Linked DNA regions of Mus musculus: region 2 is linked to region 1. The links are chromatin loops, found by intact Hi-C in ENCODE. Cell type or tissue: gastrocnemius. All regions are shown on one strand.

Region 1 (2,500 bases):
CCTGCCCTGTCTCCCTCTTCATTTTCTCTCCATATTAGCTTTCTCATTGTCTTAAATCTATCTTCTTACTTTGTTCTTTTTTTTTTTTTTTTTACATTTGATGTGTGTGTGTATGTGTGTGTGTGTGTGTGTGTGTGTGTGTGTGTGTGTGTGTGCATGCACACAGGCATGCACATGTATGCATGTACATGTGTGCATGCACCCGCGCACACAATGCCATAGTGTAAGCATGGAGGGAAAGTATAACTTGTGGGAGCTGACTCTCTCCCTCTATCATGTGTGTCCCAGGGATGGAACTCGGGGTTGTCAGGCTTGGCAGCAAGCAGCTTTTACCCCCTGAGCCATCTCCCTGGCCCAGCTTTCCAGATTTCATGGGCCTCTTAACTGCCTGGCTGCACCTTGCTCCCTCCTTCCTTCCTCCCAGAGTCCCAACAACCTTCCTTCCCCGGGCTTCTGGTTCCTTGCCAGCAAGCGTGTGCAGCAGGAGAGTCTCAGTTCCCTGGCACTCTGATGGCTGTGTTCTGCCTCCCCTTTATATGGTGAGTTCTTTCAGAGTAAACGCCCAGGCAGAACTGTGGCATGGAATGCCAAGTTAGCTGTAGGAAGAGCCAGGATTTCTTTTCTTTCTTTCTTTCTTTCTTTCTTTCTTTCTTTCTTTCTTTCTTTCTTTCTTCCTTCCTTCCTTCCTTCCTTCCTTCCTTTCTTTCTTTCCTTCTTTCTTTCTTTTTTTTGTTTGATTTTTGGTTTATTATGACACCCAACAAGGTCCTGAGTTACTGGATCTCAACTCAGAATTCAAAATGGGTGTAGGCAAATGATTAAAAGGGTCTTGCACTCAAAGCATTTAGTACGGGTTAGGAACCTAGGGAAACCTTGGAGAAACGCCAGCTATGCTCTCAAGGTCTAGAGGAGGAGGATGCTTGTTACTGTGGCTTTGAGCGACATGTTTCCTTCTCTGCATCTCAGTGGGCTCATTTGTAAAATGAGTTGTGGATACAGTTCAGTTGTGAGACTCTCAACCCCCCCCCCCCGCCCCCATCCTACTGGTCAACACCTCAGAATCCACATTAAGCACAGGAGCTGTGGCTTAGGCTTTGCAATGTTACAGCGCCCTCTATCGAGTGCTGGACCAGTGTTTGTTATAGCCTTAAATCATGTTTGTGAAAACAGTAACAACCCAGCACTGTGAGCTAGTTTGACAGAGCAAATGAGGAAAAAACAAATGATCAACGTGTCTTATTTTTATATTTAAAATTTGTGCCTATCCTATTCATTTGGGGACATTTTAAAGTTTGTGGGTTTTAATTTACTTTAACACAATTGCAGACTTAAAACTGAAAAAAAAAATGAGAATTACAGTAAGTTCTTCACCCAGACTCCCCAACTTGTAACAGTTACTGGTTGGTTTATCATGTTCCCTCTTTCCTCCCTCCCCACACCTTCCTTTTCTGCTACACACACTCCAAATACATTTGTTCTGAGTCATTCAAGAGTAAATTATATTATCTACTTTATTGATAGTGAGACCACATTATTATTCAATTGTGAAACTTTATCCAAATTTCTCAAATTTTCTCCATAATCCCTTTGCAGCAGAAGAAAACCTTATATTAAATCTGGTGTTTTTCTTTGTCTTTTGAGCTATTAGGTTGTTGTTGTTGCTGCTGCTGCTGCTGCTGCTGTTGCTACTACTGTTGTCCTATAGAAGTGAAATGAGGGATTTTGCAGATTGTTGCTCCGTTTCAGTTTATTGGATGTTTTCCTAATGACTATAATCAGGCTGTACATTTTTGGCAGTCATACCACAAAAGTTTAGTTGTTTTCGAATTAACAAAACAGCATGTGTTTACCCCCAAAAAAGTACACTAACGATATAGAAAATTATTATATGTGTGTGTTTATGTATGTAAATAAACATCTTGAGACGTTTTTAAGGCAGGCAATAGTCTCACTCCTAGGACTTTTTATTAAGGTAAAGTGTTGCTTGATTCTCAGGGGGAGAGCATATGTATACACTTATGTATATGTGCATTGGGTGTGTGTTCACCTGTGTCTGTCTGCGTGTGGAAGCCAGAGGCCAACACTGGATGTCTTCCTCTATTGTTCTTCTCCTTATTTTCTGAGACAGGGTCTCACTGAAGCTGGAGCTAACCAACTTAGCCAGAGTGGATGGCCAAGGAGCTCGGGGATTTGCCTGGCCTCATCTCCCCAGGTAAGAAATACACGTTTCACCAGGCAGTGGTGGCTCATGCCTGTAATCCCAGCACTTGGGAGGCAGAGGCAGGTGGATTTCTGAGTTCGAGGCCAGCCTGGTCTACAGAGTGAGTTCCAGGACAGCCAGGACTGCACAGAGAAACCCTGTCTTGAAAACCAAAAAAAAAAAAAAAAAAAAAAAAAAAAAAAAAAAAAAAATTACACCTTTCTGTCCAGCTTTTTAGGTGGATGCTGGATATCCAGACGGGTTCAAATGCTTGCATCCACTGAGCTAAGATGCATATGC
Region 2 (2,500 bases), 65 kb before region 1:
ACCTACCTCCCAAAGTCAGCTTCCCCAATTTGCCAACCTAAGTTCATCCAGAATTGGGTTGGTTTTTATACTGAAAGCAGATATGGTGTGACTGTGAAATGGGTCAGGCATGGCCAGCTTCCCCTCTGCCAGATGGAAAGGAAATGGTTAGTGTCTCTAGAATCCAACAGACTCCTCCAGTCTTCTCCCCAAAGGAATGGCACATACCAAGAATTCAACCTCAGAGCTTAATGCAGCATCTGTCAAAAACGTTATCAGAGGCAAGTATGTTCCCTGAACATGCCATATGTGTACTATAGGAACTTTAGGATCTGAGAGGGCAGGCCAAAAGGAATAAGTGGCTGAAGTCGGAAGCCTTAAGAGCACAGAGAAGCTGTGTGGCCATGGGCAAGTCACTTCCCCTCTCTAGGTCCTGATAGCAACATCTATAAAACACTTCATCAAGGCCCCTTCCTGCTCAGGATTGGACCCTTGGGTCTGATCATTTTTTTTAATGTACAGGGACCATATTCATAACTCAAACTCTTTTTTCTTTTTTTTTTGTTTTTGTTTTTGTTTTTTTTGTTTGTTTGTTTTGTTTTTGTTTCTCTATATAGCTCTGGCTGTCCTGGAACTCACTTTGTAGACCAGGCTGGCCTCGAACTCAGAAATCCGCCTGCCTCCGCCTCCCAAGTACTGGATTAAAGGCGTGCGCCACCACGCCCGGCTCAAATTCTTAAGTGCAGCGCCCAACCAAGCAGCTGCTGCCCAGAGCAAAGACATCAAGCGCAGAACAGGAAGGGGGCCCACCTATGTCCAACTGTGGAGACACTGAGCACAAGGAAGGAAAACACAAAAGAGCAATTGCAGTCTAATTCAGGTGTGGGGGTGGGGGTGGAGAATTCTGGCTTTGGGTTTTAAAAAGCATCTAATTTGCATCACATAAGTCTGGCTTTTCATATTAAGACAAATGTGTTCATCACACTTTTTTTTTTAAAAAAAGTGACTGATTCAAAACAACCTGCAAAATAGTGGCATCGTCGGAACAAGACCATCATCACGACATGACAACCCCTCCAAGGAGAGGCTTCTGTCTCTATTTTCTGACAAGGCTTTTCACAAACTCCAGGCAAGCTGTGAGTCAGAGATAAGAACCACCGTCAGCCACTTGAACAGAGAGGCCAACCCGGATAGGTCAGGCCACCAGGAGACTGGCAGAGCCCTGGGAAGCCTCACAGCAGTGTAGGTGATGTCCAGTAGGGATGAGGGTGTTCTAGGATGGGGGAGGCTGCCAGCACTCTTCCCAGAGACAAAGGCTCACATTCAAATACCAGGAAAAATCAATAGTGGCTGGGTGAGAGCCAGCTCATTAGGAGGAGCTTTGGCAAGTTCCAGAACCCCCAAGTGGGCATGGGATATCCTCCTAGACCAGCAGGCTACCTGCCCACACCTGCTACATTTCCTCCCTAGCTGCCCCCGTGCCCCCTGGACCATCACTGAGCTCTGCAGGTTCCTGTAGGTAACGATCCCACCTCCCTCGCCCAGCCCCCTCTCCCACCTGTCTTCCCCTATCCCTCTCTCTCCCATCTGTCTGCTTCCCTCCCTCTCCCACTCCTTCATTCATACTCAGCCTCAAGGGAGGCCGGAAGCCAGGATAAAAGCCTGGGGTTCCAGATAAGGAAGGTGATGTTCAAAGGACACAAGATCATCAAAGGCTGTAAATGTTACCCTCTATCATGATTCTAAAGGATACTTTTCCTGTCACAACTACACAGAAGGTCATGCTGCAGGCTTCCCCCTCCCCAGCCCTCAGCATCTCTCCCTACCAATCCTAACAAACATGTGCATGCCACCATGATCCATTTGCTGAAGGCTTTTTCCTCTGGAACCCTAGCATACTGACTGGAGCAGGGCAGCTTCAGAAAGCCTAACAGCCAGACAGTCCCAGCCACTTTCTAACTGTGTAGCCCATCAGCAAAGGGGTAGGAACAGACCCTGCCTCAGAGGGTCACATAAAAGTAGGCAGGGCAAATCCACACAGGTTTTTCTTATCCAACACTTCCTAAAGGCCCCAGCTCCCGTCACTGACTCTCTCCAAGCCTAAATCTCCCTATACCGAAAAGCTAGGGCTCAAGTACAAGCACTTGCTGTGTACACAGTAAGGGTTGAGTGCAGATCCCTAAAGCCCACATGAAGCCAGGAACAGTAGTGGGGTTTTATAACCCCAGTATTCCCACCCCAAGATGGGACCAGAGAATGGCTGGAAGCTCTCAGACCAGCTAGCCTTGAAAGACATGTCTCAAACAAGGTGCAAAGACAGGGCTGACATCACAAGTTGTCCTGACTCCTCACGAGTGTGCGCGTACACACCGCTTACACAGAATACACACCTATACAGAAGATTTTTAAAAAGAAAGCCTGCATCTCTATAAAAACGTGCAAAAGTATTCACAGCAGTTTCATTTGTAATAGCCAAGTAGCAAAAAACAAGTGTCCACCAACTCGTGAAAGACAATCAAAA

Evidence for each region. Peaks named below come from ENCODE experiments on the same cell type or tissue, not always from the same donor. Only the 100,000 strongest peaks of a DNase experiment are listed, where the experiment ranks them.
Region 2: a loop joins it to region 1, with 2.6 times the contacts of the local background. A loop is called at or near these places in 1 of 42 quality-filtered maps.

Annotation. Positions count from the first base shown.
Region 1 is chr2:90,624,112-90,626,611 of GRCm38, forward strand. Gm39870 (a long non-coding RNA gene) reads left to right here and starts at 462. Exons shown (of 3, transcript XR_866517.1): 1 at 462-539; 2 at 2,129-2,212. In gastrocnemius, a CTCF peak has its summit at 1,118; DNase peaks (open chromatin) are centred at 435 and 1,097.
Region 2 is chr2:90,559,097-90,561,596 of GRCm38, forward strand. All of the region lies in intron 1 of Ptprj (protein tyrosine phosphatase, receptor type, J), which reads right to left. Among named protein-coding and RNA genes, the nearest start is that of Ptprj, 20 kb to the right of the region's middle. In gastrocnemius, no CTCF peak of the experiment used is centred here; a DNase peak (open chromatin) is centred at 1,437.